Linked DNA regions of Mus musculus: all the other regions are linked to region 2. Evidence: chromatin loops called from intact Hi-C (ENCODE). Cell type or tissue: left cerebral cortex. All regions are shown on one strand.

Evidence for each region. Hi-C counts contacts between places; a loop is a spot of excess contacts. Peaks named below come from ENCODE experiments on the same cell type or tissue, not always from the same donor. Only the 100,000 strongest peaks of a DNase experiment are listed, where the experiment ranks them.
Region 1: it touches region 2 in a loop (3-fold over the local background); 7 of 42 quality-filtered maps call a loop at or near these places.
Region 3: it touches region 2 in a loop (4-fold over the local background); 2 of 42 quality-filtered maps call a loop at or near these places.

What each region holds. Positions count from the first base shown.
Region 1 is chr15:85,067,529-85,075,528 of GRCm38, forward strand. It overlaps Smc1b (structural maintenance of chromosomes 1B), which reads right to left. Exons shown (of 25, transcript NM_080470.1): 20 at 4,054-4,210; 21 at 3,252-3,406; 22 at 2,117-2,268; 23 at 209-278. It also overlaps a transcript of Fam118a not described here. Among named protein-coding and RNA genes, the nearest start is that of Fam118a, 34 kb to the left of the region's middle. In left cerebral cortex, a CTCF peak has its summit at 3,240 (motif pointing left); a DNase peak (open chromatin) is centred at 3,235.
Region 2 is chr15:84,921,891-84,929,890 of GRCm38, forward strand. It overlaps Nup50 (nucleoporin 50), which reads left to right and starts at 1,538. Exons shown (of 8, transcript NM_016714.2): 1 at 1,538-1,760; 2 at 5,478-5,556; 3 at 7,482-7,565. The coding sequence starts at 5,488. In left cerebral cortex, CTCF peaks have their summits at 866, 3,247 (motif pointing left) and 3,923 (motif pointing right); DNase peaks (open chromatin) are centred at 1,332, 2,055, 3,231 and 3,923; H3K4me3 peaks cover 2,996 bases; H3K27ac peaks cover 1,569 bases.
Region 3 is chr15:84,795,701-84,803,700 of GRCm38, forward strand. It overlaps Phf21b (PHD finger protein 21B), which reads right to left. Exons shown (of 13, transcript NM_001081166.2): 5 at 7,754-7,885; 6 at 2,943-2,994; 7 at 1,623-1,699. Among named protein-coding and RNA genes, the nearest start is that of Gm52202, 8.6 kb to the left of the region's middle. In left cerebral cortex, a CTCF peak has its summit at 4,653; a DNase peak (open chromatin) is centred at 4,652.

The DNA.
Region 1 (8,000 bases), 150 kb after region 2:
TATTAGACATTGAAAGCAGAAGCTGGGTGGTGGTCGACCACAGAGTGCTTTAATTCAGAGTGCTTGGGAGGCAGAGCAAGCAGATCTCTGATCTGAGGCCAGCCTGGCCTACAGAGCGAGACAGTCCAGGACAGCCAGGGCTATGCAGAGAAACGCTGTCTTGAAAAACCAGAAGGAGTGGGGGGGTTGAATTCAATAAGAAACTTACTTTGCCAATGTTAGTATTGTCCAGGGCTGCATCTACTTCATCTAATACAAAGAATGGAGCAGGCCGAAAACTAGAAAAGAATAACATGTACATGAGCAACAACTTCATATTTGTTTTATGAAAGACTTAGAGACAAAGAGCAACAATACTTAGGGTAATCAAGACCTTTTAGAACCTCTGAGAGAAGTCTTGTGCTACCATGCCCAGCTTATGTCCACTTGAGTGACAGCTCTGAGCTCTCTTCTTACATGTCTGCACACTGGATTTCACATGAACATTCATTCAGCCATCATTTCTCCAGCAAACCCCCTCCCCCACTGTTCTCTCCTGTGGGCAGCTAGTGGCAGCAATTAAGGGGTTATTTAGACCAAACCAATGGAGCCATGACTGACTCCTACACATTACATGTCTGTCAGTAACCTCTAGCTCTCACATTGTCCCAAGCCAGCACTATTTTTTCACTTTGCTTGTTAGAACAGCATCCTATGCCTTTAATCCCATCACTTGGGAGGCAGAGGCAGGCGGATTTTCTGAGTTCAAGCCCAGCCTGGTCTACAAAGTGAGCTCCAGGACAGCCAGGGCTACACAGAGAAACCCTGTCTCAAAAAACAAACAAAAACAACAACAACAAAAGAACAGCATCCTAACCCTGCTGCCATCACTGCCACATGAAGTATATTCCATACATGCTAAGCACACTTGGCCTCAGAGCCTTTTACACTTGCTACTCATTGTTTCATCTGGAACAGTCTTGCTTTAGCTATCTATATAACTTATTCCCATAATTCTTAATTAATCTAATCTTTTTATTGTTGGAAAGTACCTCAGGGCCATGCATATCTCCATTCCTTTTTTTTTTTCTTTATGGGATTTGTCATTTACAAATATTCTCTATATTAGGGAAACTGTTTACAAATGTACTTCACAATCTCCTCCAATGAAAAGAAATCTTCCCACAATGGTGTCTTAAATGAGCCTAAGGTCTCATACATGGGAGACATGGACTCTATTGCTGAACTATAGCCCCCAACAAAAATGACGTTTTTGTTTTTTGAGACAGGGTTTCTGTCAGAGCCCTGGCTATCCTGGAACTCACTTTGTTCCAGAGGCCTCAAACTCCCAGAGTCTGCCTCTGCCTCCCAAATGCTGGGATTAAAGGTGCACACCACCACCACTGGCAAAATTAAATATTTTTAGGGAAGACACTTTGTTTGGTCCACAGGAATCTCCAGAGCCTGAAAGTGTGATTATTTAATAGAGTGAAAGGATGGGTTGCTACCTAGTGATAATCTCATTCTGCTTTTATCCTGTGTCTACCTCATCATGGTTTTCTCTGTACCTCTCCTGTGGGAGCCTGTCCCATTTCTTTCTTGAGACCAGAAGTCAAATTCCTATGTTCTGTTCCTGGTGATGGGAAGACACCAGCACCCACACTGCTACTGTCTGCTATGATTGCTGAAATCTGTTGTTCATCTTAATTTTCTTCAACTTTTGTTTCTTGATTCATATTCAAGGGAAACAGTATAGCCATCATCAGTGTAAATGAGGATTTCAAGCCCCCACTTCCTTTTTTCAAAGGAAGAAATACTTTGCTTTCATTATACTGCAGAACTCTGAGTATGGCTTAGGAAAATAATATGTAAAATTTTGTTCATTCTTTGGAAATCTTGATGTCTTATGTCGATTATCCAAGTATCATACTTGTATAAAGCTAGAAAACTACTAGCTATTGCCAGATTTTATCAAAGACTGTACTTGTAGATTATCTAACTTGATATAATATGCTTAAAACAAACCTTAATTTTATGACTGGAAGGATAGCTTTGCTAAATATTATATTAAAAATAATTATAGGCTTTCTGTAAAAAAGACAAACATGGTAACTATGGTAACTTGCTGTGGCCTTACCTGTGTACAGCAAACAGAAGAGCCAGAGCAGCCACACACTTTTCTCCCCCTGACAGGTTGTCCATGGGCATGAACCGTTTGCCTGGAGCCACACAGTTGTAGCTAATTCCATCTAAGTAAGGTTCTTCAGGGTTCTCTGGGCTAAGAAATGCCTAAAACACATTTATTTAGCCATATCAGAAGAGTAACCAATATATGTTAGGTGGCAACATATTTAACTGAAAAAATTCTTTCTCTTGCTTAGGTTTCCTCAGTTTTGATGGGAAAAATACTAATACCTGTAAATCCACTTAGTTGTGCATTACCCATAGACATCAAGGTTATCTGGGTGGAGGGGAAATGAGAATGCTCAACTTACCCACGGTCCATCTCTTTCCACCATAATTCCAGTTGAATCTCATCAGCAGCAGACACCACAGACTTAGGAAAAGTTCCCATCAACTTACTTGTTGGTCCATGTCTCTGACATTTACTGAGTACTTACTATGGGCCACATACTGTAGGTGTTATGTATGAATCCTTTTTTCAATGAGTTAATATGCTTATTTTACTAAAATGTTATATTTTGCTGAAAATCTAAAATTCAGATTCAGGATCATTTCAGTCATAATGTGAGTCCAAGCTGAGCTGGTACACAGATCTTGACCTATATTTTTTCCATATTTAATTCTACAAGTATTTGCTGTGGCTATTGCTAATACAACAGGGGTGGATAAAAAAATGGGCTCAGAGATTCATTCAAATGAATATTATGGGGATTTGATCCCACCTTTACTCTTCCACTCTCCTTTGATATTTTGATCAATACCACAACTATTTCTTACCATACAGACAGTAGTTTCATTAAGTAAATTTAGTACAATAGGATTTCAGCACTTGAAAAAATGTAGACCTCAAATGATCTAACCCCACTCATGTTTCAAGTGGAAGAATAGGCCCAAAGTAGCTCTGACTTGTCTGCCACCAGCATAGTTGAATGGACTCCATAACACATGTCTTGAGATGATCAGTCTTCCTGCACTGGCTTTGCACCTATGTTATTAAGGACTATGCAATGGACATTTATTTCTCACCAGAAAACAAGCACCATTATTGACATCAAGCTCCCTCTAGTGTCAGAGGTTGAGAAACACACCTGGGCACTGTTGTTCCTGCAGAGCTTCTTGTAGATTTGATCAATTGAGACTGAGATGTGTTCAAAACATTGACTGAAAGCATCGTACCTCCGTCTTTTCACCTGTTCAAACTCTTGCCTACATATTCTGGCTTCCTTTCTGCTGGCCTCAAAAACTAAGAAAAAAATAAATGAACTTTATTTTTGAGTTTGGTTGTCTTGAATATATCTGCATTCAAAATACTTTACCTGTTACTAAATTCTGAGAAAACAACTTTTAAGCTTCATGAATCTTTTCTTGACAGAGCTAATATCTAAATAATGTTAGCAAATCCTGACAGTGTATTTAATATACTTAATTATCTGGTATGAAAAAATCTTGATTACGTTTTAACATAGTTAATACTACTTTGTTGTTTTTGTTGAGACAAAGTCTCATGAGGCCAGGCTGGGCTCAAACTCACTATGTGGCTCAACTTCTGATGCTCCTGCCTCTACCTCTAGAGTTCTGGTATCATAGAGGTACAAAAACCCAGTTTATATGGATTTGGAAATGGAACCCATGGCTTCATGTATTAGGTAAGTATCTGTCCAACAGAGCTACATTCTCAACCCCCAATAAACCTATTTTTAAGTAAAGTAGAACATCCTTCATGAAGGAAGGCATTTGTGCTTCAGTAGTAAAAGGCACACATTACCATATGGCAACAGAGAAAATGCATGCTAATAAAAGAAAGGTACAATACAAGGGGGTTGTTGGTACATACAGAAATAAAAACACAGATGAATATCTTCTTTCTAACAACAATAAACTCAATTTTACCATCTGCAGATTCTTGAAACTTGTCTCTGACAGTCTTTAAGTTCTCCTGTGCTCGCAAGTTTGGAGCTGTAGTCTTCAGTAGAGTGTTTTCTTGGGATGCTACTTGCTGTAGAAGGAGTGTAAGGTGGGCCTCCACCTCCTTATCTGATTGTAGAGCCTATCATTAGCAAAGAAGAACACTGATTGGCATGCCTTTAAAACTCAAAGGTAAGATCTAAGTACAAGACTTACCATTCTTTGTGTGTATGAGCATATCTCCCATAGCATGTGTGTGGAGGTAAGAGGACAACTTTTGGGACTGATTCTCTTCTTCTGTTATGTATGACCCAGGAATTGAATTCGGGTTGGTGGCAAGTGGCTTTATTTGCTGAACCACCTTGTTGGCCAAAGACTACTATCATCTATTCTTCGATAGCCCCGGGATTGGAGTGGTGTTGGTTAGTTGGTTTCTTGAGACAGGGTCTTGCATTTTAGCCTTGGTTGGTCTGGTATTCAGTATGTAGCCTAGATACAGGCATCACATTTGTAGCAATCTTCCTTCCTCAAATTCCCAAATGCTGAGATTACAGGTTTGTGCTACCACACCTGGCAAGGACACTACTATCTGACTCTACTTTACCCTCTGCATCTCCTTGCTCCCCTTTGGAAGCCATTGTTTGGTACTGTAGTCAAACAGGCACTCTGTAATTTCCCTACCCAGCTGTGTCTTTCATGGCTTTAATACTGTATCATGCTGCTCTGGAACATTCTTTACTTCTTTAGATTATGATCATGCTCAAAATGTGAAGATCTATTTATCATGTTTCTTTGTTCATTAAAGATATTAACTATGATGAACTGGTTAGACACTGAACCATCAATCAGGAAAACTAGTATTTGTCTTTAAAAAAACCTCAGAGGCGCTGGCTAGATCGATGGCTCAGTGGCTGCTCTTCAGAGGACCTGAGTCTGATTTCTAGAATCCACAAGGCGGCTCATAACCATCTCTAACTCTGGCTCCAGGGGAAATGATGCCTACTCTGGCTTCTGAGGACATCAAGCATGCGTGTAACATATGAGTACACATGTAGGCAAAACATTAAAAATAATAAAAAAGCACTCACAGAGAAGTCAGAAATACAAGCTGACATTTACATTGGGAGGAGAACGCTTCCTCCCAGGATGAGCATAGGTACCATGGGGCACAGAGATGGAATACAAATGACCTGGAGGTGTAATGCATAACTCAGTAGTCAGTGAATAAGGAGGGGAAGGTGTAGCCACACAACCTTCTTGACTCCTAGAAGGGGTTAATTAATACACAACAAAGGCAATGTTTAACTCACTGGAAAAAACTTTGAAAACTGCATAAGGTGCATATTTGGGTGACTTTTAAAAAATAACAGAGAAAGTAACCAAGGAGCTAAAAGGATCTGCAACCCTACAGGTGGAACAACAATATGAACTAACGAGTACCCCCTGGAGCTCATGTCTCTAGCTGCATATGAATCAGAAGATGGCCTAGTTGGACATCAGTGGAAAGAGAGGCCCATTGGTCGTGCAAACTTTATATGCCTCAGAACAGGGGAACGCCAGGGCCAAGAAGTGGGAGTGGGTGGGTGGGGGAGGAGGGCGGGGGGACTTTTGGGATAGCATTGGAAATGTAAATGAAATAAATACCTAATTAAAAAAATAACAGAGTAAATTTTAAGTGATCAAATATGATAGTTTCTTGCCAAACACTATATTTCCCAGCTTCCCTTGTATAAAGCAAGCAAAGCAAAAAAGTTTAAAGTAAACTTAAAGTTTGCTTAATGTAAAGTAATATTCAAAATCAGGTATATAAAAATTGGTCATGAAAATTTGCATGGTTGAATAAAATGGGTTAAATTTACAATATACTCCCATGGCAGGAAGTCCCCAGACTTAAGTTGTCCCCTTATTTGGAGCACAAGTTCCCCTCGATGGAGCACCATCCCACCAGAGTAAAATGCTTGTTAGTCTCCTTACAGGACAAGGATGCATGGGAATTAAAACCTGCTAGAGATCTGCTGCTTCTGCCTCTGGCTGTATAGGCCTGACCAGCTCTGGTCATGTAAGTCTGATCCAAAACAAAACAAAACACCCTCCTTATCTAAAAATTACTCCTCATTCTCAAATGACAGGGAGATGGGTATTCTTGCCCAGTGAAGGATCTCAGCCTGCACCCACGTCCTAAATATCTCAAACTGGAGAAGGGCAAATAACAATTACTCTATTCTCAACGTATTTCAAACTGTCATTTGAGGACGCTGTGAACAGGGAAACTTTGTACCTAAGCCTACCACCTGACTGGTATGGGGCCTGCATGCTAGTTCAGTTAGCCACACCCTTAACCTTGACATTTGATTCTTCCTATTTTCAAAATCTAATTTCAGGGTTCACGCCCTGATTAAAGGAGGCTGCCAGATATTCTGTCCTTAAACTCACAGATTTGAAAAGGTATTCAGAATATCCAAGCCGTATCTTTGGCAGTTGGTTTTTGTATTTGTAGAGTCAACAAGTGATTCTATTAATATCTGTTAACCCATAAGCCCTCAGAGTCATCTGGAGATGACTTAGATAAAGGAGAGTCTCAGCAACTTGGATTCACCTGTGGTCCTTTCAGACCATAACCAGGCTTCACCCAGATGAGGAAGCTTCAGGCCCAGTGGCTACACTCTTACCTTGAAGCTCGACAAAGAGTATACAGACTTTAGCAGTGATGCTTGTGGATATTCTCTTAGAAATTCCAAAAGCTCATTTAATTTATTTTGCTTTATAACAATCTATTTTTAAGTAGAATGATGTTAAGAACTATGCTTATTACTGCTGTCACTATGTGGTGACCTACAGATTTGTCCACCAACAAAAGGAGTAAAGAATTGGCCTTCTTTGTTAGTTCCGTCCATGTTACATGTAAATTATTTATTACAGATTTGACATGACTGACTGCTTTCACTTTTTCCATCTGTTGGTTGACTGTGTGGAATGAAAATGTTATAAAATTTTTACAATGTTCTGTTATAGGGTTAATTTTAGAAAACTTTAAAATGAATCATTTATTCTTGACCAGGCAAGTCACTCTCTCTGGGAATATACCTTTTATATTAAACTTAAAAATTTTGGTAGAATGCAATATAGAATTAAAATGTCTTTTTATATAGTTGGTCAATATAAAATACATTTATTAAATAATCCTGGAATATATATATGGAATATATAATAATTTGATGTTTACAAAAATATATTGTCAGGCTGGAGACATGGTTCATCGGTTAAGAGCATTGACTGCTTTTCCGAAGGTCCTGAGTTCAATTTCCACAATCACATGGTGGCTCACAACCATCAGTACAGCTACAGTGTACTCATATGAATAAAATAAATAAATAAATCTTTAAAAAATATATTGTCATGTTTTTAATACTAGATATGGGCATTTAAGGTAATAGTCCCAATTTTACTTTATCTAATTGTTTCTAACCAGATATTTTGTTTAACTTGAGATACTGTTTTTATCATTAAATAATAGCTGCTCTTGTTAATATTTAAAACAAATATACAACGTTCATTATATATAAAAGCAAGAAATATCAGACACTTTCTGTTCAAATTAATTCCTTGGCTTGCTAACTTTAATTGGCTTCTTTTACAAAGTTTCCAGCTGGTTGGTTCCTTATGCAGAAATCTGATGTAAACCAACAGCTAATTACAGTTACCTATCCTTCTAACAACTCTGGAAATGGTCCAACCAGTTGTACAATTCCATTTAACCATATTGACTCACGTTAGTGTTGATGTAAAATTTCCTCATTAACTTTGTCTATTAATGTTCTCCACAAAGTGGTAGTTATTATCTCCTTTGTTCTAGATCTTTGTCAACAGTTAAATTTTACCATGGCCCCTTAATTGGCTTTTGCTCACCTCATCACTTTTCTAAACCCTCAAAA
Region 2 (8,000 bases):
TGTATTTTTATTTATTTTTGGGAGAGGGTCTAAGTTGCTCAGGCACGCTCAACATAGATTTGAATTTTATCTGTGGCCCAGAATAGGCCTTAAAGTTTTGATTCTCCTGCCTCAACTGTCTGAATAGCTGTGATTGTGGGTCTGGTCTGTATTAATGAGGATCTTCTTGTTACTCTGGCTGGCCTGGGCTGATCCTCTTGCCTCAGCCTTCCAGTAACTGTGACTTTAGTTGAAAATGCCCATGACCTGACTGACTTCAGATACTTAAATTATCTCTGGAGTACTTATAGCACTAAATATGACGTTAACGACATAGCTGAAATGTGTAGAGAATGACAAGAAAAATACCTTGCATGTATTTAACACAAATTTTCAGAAGACACTTCATTGGCAGTCAGTTGAATCAAGAACAAATGTGTGCATTAAATGCGATCTGGCTTTTTCTCTTTCACTCTGCTGGATCTGGGGGAACTGAATTTAGGGCTTTCCTCGTGCTAGCCAAGTACTCTACCACCGTGCCAGCTAGTCTCCTTTTGCAGTTCTTGCAGATCGATGGATGAAACACCCTGAAAATAAGGGACTTGACTTCTCCCTTGGAACCCCCTTTGTCCTCTCTCAAAAGTTTGGAACTATTGCTCTAGAAATGCTAGTTTCTCTGAGACCCGTTTCCGGATGGTTAAGGATGGGTCTGACATTCTGGTTCACATTCTCGTTAAAACTCAAGCAGAAGAATTAGACCAACCGGAATCCCTTCTTAAACAACTGAACCGCTTTAGAGTGCTGTAGTCAGCTAAAAGCACACAAAACACGAGTCCTGGTCCAGGACGCATACGGTTCGTCCCGCAGCTGAATCCCTCCGGGGACTTCATCTCCTGTGGGCCCTAGCTGGTCCTGCAGCTTGGGGCAAATTTACAGCTCCCAACGAGGAAATCTGTGGACATCTATCATAAAGCAGCAATTGGGGCAGGTGACCTTTAGAGTCCGTCCCGCAGGGCTCTCCAGCCCCATGTCGGGAAGAGCTACCACAAGCTTCCAAGTCTCCGCAGACTGAGATCCACCCTCCCCAAGGCCCGTCCACGTGAGAATCACGTTGCACCCGCCTCGTGCTCCCCCCAGATCCACGGCCAGTCTCCTCAGCCACCCACCACACCATCGGAGGCCTCCAAAGTCACTGACCACAACGCCTCCCGCTAGTGTCTCGGCAGCGATTGGCGCGCGAACCTCCTCAAACTGGGACGGCGGCCGACACGTGACCAACGTGCTTAACCCGCGTTTGACAGTGGCTTTGGCTCCCGGCCCGCTGCCCGCGCTCCCTGTGCGCACGCGCGAGCTCCAATGGTCCTCCCGGCGACTGTTTCTAGGGCGGGCTTGCGCATGCGCCGCGCGACCCAAGTGGCCCTCAGGAGAAGGGGCCGGCGGCGGAGGCTCCGACGCGCATGCGCAGTAGCTGGATGCGGGCGTCGCTTGCCTCTTCCCCCTCCCCCTCTCTTTTCCCTCCGATTGGTTCGGAGGCGTCCATTCGAGTTACAAGATGGCGGCCCCGGGCGCTCTCTTCACCGTTCTGTAGCAGCTTCGGGCTGAGCGGATGTCTCTTCTTGTCCTCAGTGTCGGACTCAGAGACACACGGCTCCCGAGTTCTGCTGATCACGAAGTTCCCGGAGGCGCTCGACGCACCGGAATCTCCCAGCGGCCGCGACCGCCGCCTCGGCCCTGCTCGCCGCGGCGCCGGGACTCCAGCGTGATCGGCGGCGGCAGTCAAGGTAGGTGAGGGCCGGGCAGGCCAGGAGGGCGGGGCGGCGGCCGCCTTGGCGACGCGGCGGGCTGTTTGTGAAGCCGGACCGGGCCGGGCCTGCCGGGCGAGCCGCCTGGCAGTGGAAGGCTCGGCTGAGCGCGGGCCTCGGCCCCAGCGGAGGTAGGCGGCGGTGGCAGGGCCGCCCTGGCCCAACCCTGGCTGGCCTTCGCCCCTTACATGTCGTCTCCCCGGCTGTTCGGTCCCCCGGTGCCCTCACCGAGTTTCCAGGCCGTTGGTCACCCGGGTTCGTCCAGGGCCACTTTTGAGGTTTGGGCTTTTCCGGGGCGTTATAGTGACCTCGATCGGCTCCTGGTGTTTTCCTGTGAAAGTCATCTCTTGACCGCAGAGTTGTGCGGGTGCGCACACCGCAGGAAGCGGCCCGATCGTGAATAATTCACACACACACACACACACACACACACACACCATCACCATCCCCTGTCAACACACACACACACCCCGTCCCCCGGCAACTTCCTAGCTTCATATCTTAAAAGCATTTCGTGGAGCCATTTTACCCACAAACGCAGACATTTGGCAAAGTCTTCCGGGCAGCTGTTGTAAGTCATTTATTACAGGGATTAAATTTCCCCGGTAACATATTGGTAGAAGCTTATCTAGTACGTACGAGACCCTGGATCCTGTCCCCACCGCTTTAAAAGAAAAATAAAACAGAAAAGCTTTAATAACAACAATAATAGCTGGCAGATAAGTCTCAAGTGCCAGGCCTTGTTCCAGATAATTTGCAGAGTTGTGTTTAACTATGGAATGTGAAATAAGTAGGTATTTGGTGCTTTAAAAAAAAAAGTATGTATCTCCTATGTTGGCCTTGAACTTGTTCTATGGCTTAGACTGGCCTCAAACTGTCATCCTGCTTCAGCCTCCCTCTACCATCACCCGGGTTGGTGAAATGTGTTTTAAAAGTTTAGCCTATAGTAGTAGTTACTTTTCCCTCTACAGCTTTTGAGTTTTGGAGTAAAAATAGGGGTTATTTTTGTTACTATTTTGACAGGACACTTCCTCTGTTTGAGGCACTCTTCTAAGCTATGCCATCTTAGTTTTCATAGCAGTCCCTCTGTCCCACAGATAATCATTCGCCAAACCCGATTGCCCAGGCTCGCTCAGCTTGTCCTGGAAGCTAGCAATAGCATCTTGTATTTTCTCAAATAAGTAATGCCTCGGACCACTGAATCAACAACAGATCTATGAGCCAGGTAGGTTTGGGACATTTTAGAGTCATCAGGAAACAAAACTAGAATTCCTGGCCTCTGACTCATCTGAGTAAAGTGTGAAATGGCAGCGGCAGCATTCGTTTGTTTTAGTCTGTCAGGTACTCTTTAGTTTCAAGTCTGAGCTAGACAGTTTAAATGCGTTTCCCACTATTCCTTTTGTCCACATCTTAAAACAGTAAATCTAGCAGGGTCACTGCTTACCTCTTTTGCCCTCTGGTGGTGATGTTAGGTAATGATTAGAAAAATTTCCCTAGGGATCCAGAGACCTCACCTGTGAACAGTTCTGTAAAGAACGCTATTTCTGATAAGATTAATTTTGCAGCGGTTTGGGAGAGGAGTTAAAAAGAGACGGTTCCCAGTTACTGATATTTATTAAAACTCATGCTGTATATTTTAGAATCTTCATTTTTAAAATCATTCATTCTGTAATCAGAAAACGTGCCTGTAAGAGAAAAATGTAAAAGGTTGGAATGTTTCGAAAGCTGGAGCCCTGCACGTCAGATATTGGAAGGCTTTGGAATTTATGATTTCAAACTTACTCTGTAGTTGCTAATCTGCTGTAGAGCATTAAGCGATGGGTAAGTTTGTATCTAATGACTGTTCCAGGCCTACTCTGGTGGGATGTTGTGCTGAGGGTAAATGAATGGAGAAAGTATCAGGAAGGAGTACCTACTGCCAGCCTGGGCAAGTACCCTCGCTGCTAAAGCTGCTCTGAAGAGATGAAACAGTGCTTAGAACAAAACCCTCCAAGCTCCTGTCTCTCTCTCTGTCTCTCTGTCTCTCTCTCTGTCTCTCTCTCTGTCTCTCTCTCTGTCTCTCTCTCTGTCTCTCTCTCTCTCTCTCTCTCTCTCTGTGTGTGTGTACAGTGCCTGTGCAGGACAGTAGAGGGCACTAGATCCCCTGTAACTCCCAACAGGAATATGAGCTGCCTGACATGGGTGCTGGAACTGACTTGGGTCCTTTGCAAGAGTAATAATGTGTGCTCTTAACTGCTGGGCTATTATCTCCCTAGCCCCTGTTATTGCTATTTCTAAAAGGCAAGGCATTTTTTTTCTGGAAACAGGTTTTCTCTGTGTAGCCCTGGCTGTCCTAGAACTTATTCTGTAGACTAGCCTGGCCTTAAACTCACAGAGATCCACCTACCTCTATCTCCTGAGTCCTGGGGTTAAAGGTGTATGCCACCTTGCCTGGCTCTTGTTACTACCACTACTACTGCTGCTGCTGCTATTATTATTATTATTAATTTGTGCTTGCTCACCCGTGGAAGCCAGAAAAGTTAGTTAGATACCCCAAGAGTTGGAGTTACAGGTACTTGGGAGCTGCTGTTGGGTATTCGGAATCCAACACTAACTTCACGAGAGCAGTGTGCTTTCTCGCCTGTCCGGTCATCTCTCCAGCCTTGATGCTGTATATTTGAAGCAATTTATATTATCAGTTGCAACCACATCCATAGCACCTAAATTTTTAAATTTGTAATGTCTTAGCTTTGCACAATTAATTTGCTTAATTCAGGCAATTAATTGTTAATTGGGAGCCATTTCTATTAATTGTAGCCTTGAGAAAACTACTCATGTTGCAAAAGTATTTCTCAGGCATTATTAAAATCCTTACCCAAGAATAAACTTCTGAATCATCTTTATATTTTAAATATTAAGAGTGCTCATGGCTCTCTTGCTGTCTCTTGCTCTTTCCCTTCCCCCCCTCCCATGTGCTCCTGGCCAGCCTCTCTTCCTCTCTTCCTCTCTCTCTCTCTCTCTCTCTCTCTCTCTCTCTCTCCTTTTCTCTGCCTCTACTACCCTCTCGACTCCCCTCCCCATGTCCTGAATAAACCCTATTCTATACTTAAAAAAAAAAAAAGAATGCTTATGGCAAGGATATTTGCATTGACATAAGGACTTTACGTACAATATACTACTTAAATACTATAGCTCTTGCAAGATCAATAGATGTTTGGCAAGGTAAGTGGAAAAAAATATAGATGTTTGTCTTAATTTTGTGAATGGAGTTGGTTTCCTGTTGAAAGAGAGGGCTGGTGTCCCTCAGGTGTCTTTGCCTGCTCTGTAGCCCTGTGTTGAGGATTTGATGCTGGAGGCCCATGGCCGCGGTGAAGCTCTCACTACAGCGCTTTTTTTCCATCAGCACCAGGGGTATGCTCACCACATTTTATGCTGGACTAGGATTTTTTTAATTACTTGTAATAAAAATTTTTAATTAAAAAAGTAAAATTAACTTCCCCGAACTTCATATTTTCCTGAATTTCTTACTGTGTTTCCTTCCCTTTGAGCCAAACCCTCTAAGTCTCATTTGCTTAAAATCTGTTAATTGCTTTTTCTTATACGTCTCTATTTTGTGGTTTTATTACACAATAAGTGAAAACTGCAACAAAAATGTATTTGTAACAGTTACTCTGGTGTAGAAAAGCAAACATCTTATTTCTGTTTCCTGTCATCTAGGTTCACAAAAATGGCGAAGAGAGTTGCGGAGAAGGAGTTGACTGACAGGAACTGGGATGAGGAAGACGAAGTTGAAGAGGTACAGAGCCGCTCCCTTTGTCTCTTGCTGTCTGTGTCTCAGCTCATGTTACTTTTCTTGGTGAAGACTATGCTAGAACTTAAAAACCTTCAAGAAAACACAGCGGGAGAGGTTTGGTTCCTGGTGAGCTGTGGGTGTTTGCTGTACTGTAGCAATGTGTTCTTTGTGTGTGAGCATGCTGTTCTGTTAGTGTGCGTTTGTCATTAGTCTGTAGAAGCAAGAGTCACCCGCAGCATCCTCTGCTGTGTTTCGAGTGGTCTAGTCATGACTAGGAGGCAGGTTACAGGAGCTCGCCAGCTGCAGTTCTTACCTCGGTCAGCTCCCTACGGTCCCTCACTCCAGTGTTTCTCATACTTCACTGTTAGCTGTTCTGATGCTAAGTCTGTGCCCGGCAATTGCACTGATTTCATAGAATTTACATCAGTGTCATTTTTTACCAGCAAAAAGTAAAGTTGTCTTCTGTGAGGAAACTTTGCATATCTAGGTCTCTTGAACAGGTTGATAGTCCTAGGCCAGTCCACTAGGCAGAGTCATCGCAAAGCTAACTCCAGCTCTGAAGCACACAGGGAAGGGAAGAAGGCGGCAAGGAGTAGTGCTCTGCAGCTGTATTTGCAGGCTGGTGTCTTCCTTTTTGGTACTGATAGATGCTGATATGTTTGGGGACCAAAGCACTGATGTTATTGTTTTTACAGAACCGTTAGCTGACTTGGTCTTTTTTTTTCTTTTCTTTTTTTTTTTTTAAGATTTATTATTATATCTAAGTACACTGTAGCTGTCTTCAGATGCACTAGAAGAGGGTGTCAGATCTCATTACAGATGGTTGTGAGCCACCATGTGGTTGCTGGGATTTGAACTAAGGACCTTCGGAAGAGCAGTCGGTGCTCTTAACCACTGAGCCATCTCTCCAGCCCCTGACTTGGTCTTTTAACTCAATCTTTAGTTACGGATTTTTTTTTATGCCTTGGTCTTAAGCACAGTCCTGGAGTGGAGTAAAATCCAGACTATAGTGGTTTGCTTTGCACTAAAGTGTCCAGGAGAGAAAGAGCTCCGCAGGTTCTACTGAGACAGCTATGGAAATTAGGTACATTAAATGTGCAATATAGCCTGCTGGTCCTTGTTCTGGGGATGAGAATCCTTTTAATGCTAACATGATCGAAAACACCTGTAGATGGGAGCCATTTAGTTTTGTTTTTGAGATGGTCTCACTTTATAATCCAGCTGCCTCAGCTTCCTGTGTAAGGGGCTGTGGTGGGAGCTGGCACACCTGGCTGAATGAGGCTTTTGTACAGTTACTTAGTTCTAGCCCTATAGGTGAGGGAATAGATGAAGTGAAACCGTAAGCCTTCAGCAAACAGTGATTATGATTAGCACACTCAGCACACCGTGGAAGAGCACAGGGTGACAAGGGGCATGTGTGGCCTAGCGATCTGGCCTTTTGGACAGTGGGCAAGGTGAGCAGGTCAGCTTTTCAGAACAGTGAGCGAAGACTGTGGCTCAATGGTAGGACTCATGAATGTACAGGATCCTGTTCTACAAAAGAAAAATCCAGATGCTGTCCATAGCAACTTCATTTTTTGAAAACTGGTAGTAAGACGCTTGGTTTCAGAGACTATGTCTCTAAGATGTTGAGGAAGCCAGCCATGAGTATTTTTGGTACCAAGATTTAGTGGTCTTCATCTTTTCAGAATCACATATTCCTGTCTCTGAGTTGGAACTTGGAGGTTGGATTTGTAGATCCTGAAAAATTTGTGACTTGGCTGACTAGAATTGGAATCTACAGAAACCTGTAGATAATATATGTGAGATGTTTCTGAATGTGTTGAGTCAACTCTTAAGAAGATGAAATGCCAGATAAGTGTTTGTGCTCAGTTTTACTCTCCCTGTGGCCTTACCTTTCTGCTGTCTTCACTTGTCTGTTCTTGCAGATGGGAACATTCTCAGTGGCCAGTGAGGAAGTCATGAAGAACAGAGCCGTAAAGAAGGCAAAGCGCAGAAACGTTGGATTTGAAGTGAGTGCTTCCTGCAGCTTTGATGTCTTCCTAATGTGGTTCCCATTCCCAGAGTATGCATACAGCAAAGCTCTCCTCATGCACGTAGAAGATGGAACGGAAATGAGCATGGGCAGGAGTAGGCCAGATCTGGGGATCTGCAGTGTAACATGGGCTTAAAGCTGTGGGGGGAGATGAGAAGAGCCATGCGATATGCGCTCATGGCGAGGACTGAGAAGCCAAGACAGGCTGTGACAGGAGGGGATCTGGCTGTTCAGTAAGTGACAGCCAGTGACAAAGTACCAGATCTGGCCAGTAGGCTATATGTGGCCCAAGATAGCACAGCCCAGCACAAAATTGTAAACTTATTTAAAACATAAGATGTCATGTATGATGGGGAGACTGACTTAGTTTTGTGGTATTTGGGTGAAGTTTGTGGTTGACAGCACTCAGTGT
Region 3 (8,000 bases), 130 kb before region 2:
GGCTGCTCTTGGCTTGCATGCTTGTCTAAGGCTCAAGGGTCACAGGGTTTTGGGCTGAGTGGCTAAGGAGATTCCTTGGCTCTGGCTGCAGATACAGAGCTCACTGAGTAGGTTCTATGCACAGGGTACTGGAGACCATTTTCTTTTCTTTTTTCCTTCCTTCCTTCCTTCCTTCCTTCCTTCCTTCCTTCCTTCCTTCCTTTCTCTTCTTTTTTATTTTTAAAGATTTTATTTCTTTATTTTATATATATGAGTACACTATAGCTGTCTTCAGACACACCAGAAGAGGGCATCAGATCCCATTTCAGATGGTTGTGAGCCACCATGTGGTTACTGGGAATTGAACTCGGTTTCTCTGAAAGAGCAGTCAGTGCTCTTAACCTCTGAGCCACCTCTCCAGCCCTGGAGACAGTTTCTTAATATAACCACAGGACTGAAGCCCTGGTGACAGAATACATGTTCTTGGTTGGAGGCTAAAGACAATGTGAAGTTCTTCCTTCATTTATTTATAAGTCAGAGTTGCATGTAGCCCAGGCTAGCCTTGAACTCTCTGTGTAACCAAGGATGACCCTGAACAACTGATTCTCCCACCTCCCAAATGCTGGGCTTACAGGCATATGCCATTATGCATGGTTTATGTAGTGCTCGGGCTTGAACTCAGGACTTCCTGGATACCAGGCAAGCACTCCACCAACTGAGCTACACCCTCTGCCATTGATAGTCATGTGAAAGGTTCCTGTGCATAGGGTCAGGGATTGATCACTAGACCCAGGAGAAGAGAACAGGATGTGTGCAAATATGTGCATCTTCTAGGAACAGGGAGGGCTAGACAGAGCAAGGGGCAGACGGTGGACAGAGCTTAGAGAGCCACTTTACTCCCTGAACAGGGCACTGCAGAACTGGAGTTCTGAACATTGCTCCTTGTCAGAGTGCTCTTTCCTGCTAAATTCAAGTTCATTAGACAATGATTTAGGACCCACATCCTAGAGAAGGGAAATAGGCCTGGAGAGACAACTCAGCAGTTAGGAGGACTTGCCAGTCTTCCAGAGGACCCAGGATTGGGTCTCTGCTTGCTGCCCTCCAGCTGCCCCCAGGGGCTGAGAGAGCACAGGCCTGAGATGTTACAGTCTGTCAGAGCTGAGAAACACCACACAAGCCTTCCAGGTGATGGGCAAGCCACAGTGGGCTCTGAGAAGTATCCGTGGGCAGCCTGGGTTCCTGAGCCTTCACAATATTCTTATGAGAAACCCAGTTCTACCTGTGGCCAGCAGGTGTGTTTGATACTCACAGCGGCCTCAGAAAGGACTCCAACAGCTTATGGCTTGGGACAGGGTCTCACTATATAACCCAGGCTCACCTGGAACTCAAACTCCTGTCTCAGTTCCCTGACTACTGTGTTACAGGTATGTACACTCAGTGAGAGTTCACCATCTTGTTTCAATGGCATCCCCTGGCTAGAAAGGACGGGCAAGAAGGCAGGAAGAGAGAGTTGGGGGTGGGATAGGGTGCAGTGTCCAGGGACTCTTCTGGGTCCATCAATTATTCATCATAAAAGGGGGGAGGGGCTCATGAGGCTGTGCACTGCTCCTCCCAACCCATGTTGTGGCCGCCAAGAGTCCCACCTCGGTCTCCAAGAAGCCGCTATAGGCAGGGTTGGCTGTGCTCCTCCGCTTCCGCTCCTGCCGCTTGCTCTGGATCTCTGGAAAGACAGACACAGCAGTCACAGGCTCCTTGCCCAGCAGGTCAGAGCCTCTAGGAACTGCTTATAGCATGGTTCTGGTGGCTTTAGGATGAGTGTCAGGACAGGGATGAGGAGACAGGGACACACTCCTCAGCACAAGGCCCTGTGATATGACCTCCATAGGATGGATCATATATTTGAATGCTTGGTCACCAGGAAGCAGAACTATTAGAAAGGATTAGAAGGATTAGGGGGGTGTGGCCTTGTTGGAGGAAGCATGTCACCCTGAGTGCGTTTGAGGTTTTAAAAGCCCATGCCAGGCCTGGCTCTTTTTCTCTCTGCTTGCAGATCAGGATGTAGCTCTCAGCTACTTCTCTAGCACCATGTCTGCCTGCCGCCATGCTCCCTACCATGATGATAACAGACTGATCTCTCTGAAACCGTGAGCCAGCCCCAATAAAAAGGGTTGCCTTGGTCACGATGTCTCTTCATTGCAGTGGTAGAATGACTCAGACAAGCCTCACTCTATGTCTCAGGTCCCCGGGGTGGCGGCAGGCTAGTGAGGTGTTGGTTCTGCTGAGTCAGGCATTGCTTTGTGCTGAGCCTGTGCACACCATCCCACCTCCTTCCCCTCTCCTCTTTTTTGCCCATTGCAACTCGTTCTGACTCGCCCATGGAGGTGGCTGGGGAGCCCATTCCTTACTTCTGTCAGCTTCCTTCTGACCATTGCCAGGGTCACTCTGTGTTCTTCCCGTGTGGTACCACGGGGTCCAAATAAGTACTGTGGGATCCCAGATCATGGAGAGAGGTTTTCAAAGCAAGGGCCAACTGCATATTAGGAAAATCACTATTCCCTTACTCTCCCAACAACCCAACAAGCATAAGAATATGGCTTCCCTTACAGCAGAGATGAGAAAATGCACTGAGTGGACCAAACACCAAGGAAGTAAAGAAACATCAGCTCTCATGGATTAGTGAATGGCAAGATTAAACAATGACCTCTGCTACCTTACTGTGCGGCCTCTAGGATGGGGACAGGTCCCTCTACAGGAACGTGACAGTGCAATGTACAGTCGTGGGATCAGAAAACAGAACATTTCTCTGCCTTGTCTTGAATGACTGTGCCCCTATTACCTGGGGCTTGGTTCCTAGGAACCTCACATCTGGATAGGGCACAACCATGACCCGAGGCACCCCAAAGACTGCTGCTTCTGTTTGGGGCCCCACAAAGCCCTACCCACCAAACTCTCCCCATCCTTACCTTCTAGGTGTTCCGTTGTGACCAGGCCTAGAGCTACCATGAAGGCGATTTTCTGAGAAGAAAAGAGATAGGCTAAGTTAACACAGCTGTTGACCCTCATCCTGGTCAGCCATGAACTAGTCTGAGCCGGAGGCTTATACCCTGGGAGTGCCCAATCATGAAGCCACTGCTCCAGACACTCATGTTGTCCCTGGGAATCCTGGAGAACTCCAATACCCAGAGACTGTCCAAGGTCAATATAGGGGGCTCCTGGGAGTAATGAGGGGCCTGGGATGGGACTGGACAAACACAATCCTCGAATATACTTTAAAAAACCAACAGCATGAAGCTGGCAAGACGGCAGGAATGGAAGCGGAGGAGCACAGCCAACCCTGCCTATAGTGGCTTCTTAGAGACAGAGGTTGGACTCTTGGCGGCCACCATATGGGTTGGGAGGAGCAGTGCACAGCCTCATGAGCCCCTCCCCCTTCTATGATGAGGAATGAGCTAGGTGAGCTCAGCCTTCAGGAGGCTCTGGCCTCAAGCACAGGACACACAGATAGACAGCTGGGTACCACTTGCTGAACTGTTCTGACCTTGGAGTGGGCTCTGCAGTGTGTGTGTTCAGCACACAGACGCTTGAGTAAACAAGACAGGAAGGAGGAGCAACAGCAACATAGAAAATGGAGCCTGGCAAGGTGCACACTATCCTGGCCCTAATGGAAGCCAGAATCCGTGCTGAGTCCATTATGCAAAACAGCAGCATCCATATAAATCCTATACACGCCCTCTTGACTTCTTTAAACCACCTTTTTTTTTTTTTTTTTTTTTTTTTTTTTTGAGAGAGGGTTTCTCTGTGTAGCCCTGGCTGTCCTGGAACTCACTCTGTAGACCAGGCTGGCCTTGAACTCAGAGATCCGTCTGCCTCTGCCTCCCAAGTGCTGGGATTAAAGGCATGCGCCAAACCACCTCTATGTGGCTTATACTCCCTAATGTGGCAGAAACCACGTATAAATCACTGTTTTACGGTGTTGTTGACTAGGGAATGATGACAGGAGTAATGTCTGTGTACATTCAGTCCAAATGTAACCACTGTGGCCTGGCTATCCAATGCAGAAGGAGTCACAGGAAGTGCCCGAGGGAGACTGAGGATCTCTGATAAAGCCAGCACCACAGCAGGACACGGCCACACTTCAATGACAGGGTCATGCTGTGCTTGGCATGCAGCAACTCCAAGCACTGCCTTTCGAGCTCTCTAGACTCTTTTCTCCCTCCGTCTCTCTTTTAATATTTTTGACTGGAGGTTGGCTGGGTCCGTGGACAATAACCCGAGGATACAGAGGGCTGAAAACAGTTGCCATGTTGGGTGTCAAACTGAGCTGGGAGCCATGGTAAGGAAGACCAGAAACACAGGCCCCACCCAGCTCTATTAGCTTTCTGGAATGTCTTGGAAGTGTAAGGACTTTGATGAGGGACATGAACCAGGCTTAGAGCTTCATGGGAGTCAAGTAATGGGGACTTCATACACCTGTAACCTTTTTTTACAGAAAGTTTGGGACCTGTGAGGAAGTCAGAGGCAGCCCCAGGAACAGTGGCGGCCTCTGCCACAGTGTTCTGACTCCGGCACAGTGGCCACCCTCTGCAATAGCATCCTGGGAAGCTCGGCGGCAGCCCACTCTGCCCCAACTCAGATGCCAACAGTGGAGGTGGCACCTTCAGTTCCCAGCTCTGCCACCAGGGCATGCTCTGGCTCTGGTGGAGATAATTACCAACCCATGTACACGCAGCAAGTTCCCTGCAGTTCTGGGCACACAGGTTGCTTGCTGTTAAGACACATCTAACCATGCAGGGCACCTCCTGCAGTAAGCACAGGCTGGGTACCCACCATCCTGTGCCCACATCCCTCACAACTGCCACTGGACACCCCCCCCCCCAAGTGTCCAGGTATCGTTCTGAGTTGCTGGCCTCCTGAAGTCACTGCTGATACATCTCCTGGGCTGTTCCAATACTCTTCTGGCATGCTAGTCAGATCTGCAGGCCTTATCACAGGCTGTTAATGTTCCTTCAAAAACACGGATGTCCGTGCCTAGCTTCGTACCACAGGCCTGTGATCCCGCTGCTGGGGAGGGTGGGGCAGAAATAAAGCCAACCAAAAGCCTGCCTGGGCTACAGAGAGAGTTCAAGGCCAGTCTTGACAATTTAGTGAGATCCAGTGTCCAGAGTTAAAGAAGGCTTGGGCCGTGTAACAGCTCAGAGGTGGAGTATGATTTTTTTATCCCGAGTACCATACAAAAACTAGAGCCCATGTCCTGCAATGGCCTGGGGTCCCACTTGGGCCACAGAAGTACCTGGGGGCCCCAGCTAAGTGTCCTGGGATTGGCACACAGCCTCTTGCCGCAGGCTCCTTCTGCTGCAGGGTTATGCTGCCCAGCTCTCAAACTTCAACAAGGGTTTCTACACCAGGATGTGTTTTGACTGCTCTGTTTAAGCCATTACGAGTATTTACACTAATTACGCAGTTAGATATAATTATACTAATTGTAAAAATGCACAATAATTGACTAAGATGCACTCTGAGAGAACAAGGCGATGTCACTCGGAGAAACTTCCTGAATGTGGAGAATACAAAACACCTCAAAGCAGGATACACAGGTGCAGCAGAGTACTGCAGGCAGCAAGCCAGCCAGAGCCCTACCATGCAAACATGTGGACTTCAGACATTGCTTCTGGCTGAAACCAATGGGATGCAGAGGCTGGGGTCACAGAGATGTGGCTCACACAGCAGCTTCATGTTCCAGGCAACCCAGTGCTGGTGTTTGTTTATTTCTTTACGTGGGGGTGTGGTGGGCAGGGTCTCATGTAACCCAGGCTAGAACCCAATCCTCTATGTAGCTAAGGATAACCTTGAATGAATGAATCCTCCTGCCTCCAACCCCTGTGCTAGCGTTAGAGGTAGGCACCATCACACCAAGTTTATACAGTGCTGTGGATTTGGGGCAACCCCACGGCTTTATGCATGCTAGGCAAACCCTCTACCAACTTCGCTACCTCTTTGGCTCCCCCACCCTCCAAGGCCTACGGCACCCATGCATGAGCACTAACCAAATCACTCTCTTGCCCAGATATTCCATGGCTTTCATTATCTAAGGAGTAAATCCCCGTCCTGGACGCCTGCTTTTAAGTCTTCTGCCATCTATCTGTTTAGAGCTAACCCTCTACTCTTAATTTGCGTGCTGTCCAGAGCCCAGCTGACCTCTCTGGGTGTTCCCAGTCCTTTCCCACTTTGTGCCATTGCGCACACAGTACCTTCAACCTGCCCTGTCCATCCCCCTGCCTCTAGTCTTCTGCATTCTTTTGACCTCCATTCATTATACCCCTCGTATGCAAAGCCCTACAGCGACACACATGCACCACCCCGCCCATGGATACGCATGCACATCGCCTGTTCACCCCGCAAGGAATCCCCCTCCCTGTCTTTTCTCCTGTAGCTCCCAGCTCACTGGAAGTCACCGGTCTGGCAGCCTCGGTAGCCTCATTAGTCTCTGTCCTCAGAAGGGAGCTTCCCAGGGCAAAGACCATATCTGCCCATCCTAAGTCCCCTGCTCATGGCACTGAGAACAGTTGAGGAGCAGGCAAGTGTGAGCCACAGAAAGCAAGCGGTATCTTTGGGGCTACAGGTCATTGCCATCGCCAGGAGGGATGGGAGCCTAGGGGCTTAGGGAAGGCTTTGCTGGTGTGTGAGCGGCTGGAACAGGGCATGTGGTAGGAACCATCCATGCTGACTGGGCTCCTGTAGGATGGATGAGGGCTCACCAGGGACATTAGAGTCTGAGTGAGGAGAGCCATATGGAGATGCATCCTCAGCAGAGCAGGGATGCTCTGAGCAAGGTGGGGCTGCGAGTAGAGCACAGGTCAGATACCCGGTGAAGCCAGGTCCTGTAAGAGGAGCCTTAGTCAGCTGCTGTCCCATCCCATGACTGTAGGTGATTGAAACACACTAGAATAGACTCATTTACCCCTCTTCCTTTAGAGTAATGTTTCTCAACCTATGGGTTCTGAGTCCTTTGGGGGGGGGGGCGACTGAACAACCCTTTTACAGGGATCGCTTAAGACTGTCAGAAAACACAAATAACGCCATTATGATTCATAACAGTGGCAAGATTAGAGTTATGAAGCAGCAGTGGAAATAGTTTTATGGTTGGGGGTTACCACAACATGAGGAACTAGATTAATGGGCCACAGCATTGGGAGAACCACTGCTCTAGGGAGTGGAAGGAGGTGTCATGTGCAAGTTCTAGGAAGTTCTTAGGGCATCTAAACTCTACAGTGCTATTAGTCTTGCTCTGTACCCCTCAAGTTTCCAGGACTGGACACAGACAGGAAGGAGAGACAGGGGCTACATGCTGCCAAAGATAGGGGAGCATCTCTTTCTGGGTTTAGTCCTGAGAGGGACAAGGCCGACAGGTCCCTGGAACAACTGGACAATGCCCCTGATCTACTGGTTTGTCCACAACTCAGAATCCTCTATTAACCCAGAGGAACAAGGCCCTCCCCCTCCTGTCTGTAGACGAATCACCACACATGGCACACATTGCTGACAGTCAGCTAGGCAGCCAGGCACTGGAATCCACGCTGACCATGGCCCTACCCTGCCTGCACAGCCTGGAGAATGAAGAGTGCAGATTCAGAACCCTGGGCAAGCCCTGCTCTGGCAGCTCCCACCGGGCGGTGCCACATCCAGGCAAGATCTGCCCAAGGAGGCCATCCCAGCCCTGCACAGAGCCTTGTCTTAAAGCTCAGAAGGGTCTGGACCCTCCAGCAGGTCACACTACCTCAGGATTCTCCTTGCTGGGGGGCTGATCTTCCTTGGTGGCCTGAGCTCCCTGAGATGGCTCCTCCGTGGGTGGCTCGGGCTCTGCTGAACTCTCTGGCTGTGTCTTCACTTGTGGCTGAATGATGATAACCTGGAAGACACAGGGAAGATGAGAGAACCAGGGAGGGAGGGGCAGGGAGTAGCTAGGAGTTAGGTAGGTCCTGAAAGGGGTGTCACAGAGGAACCAGGTAACTGTGTCCAGGGCT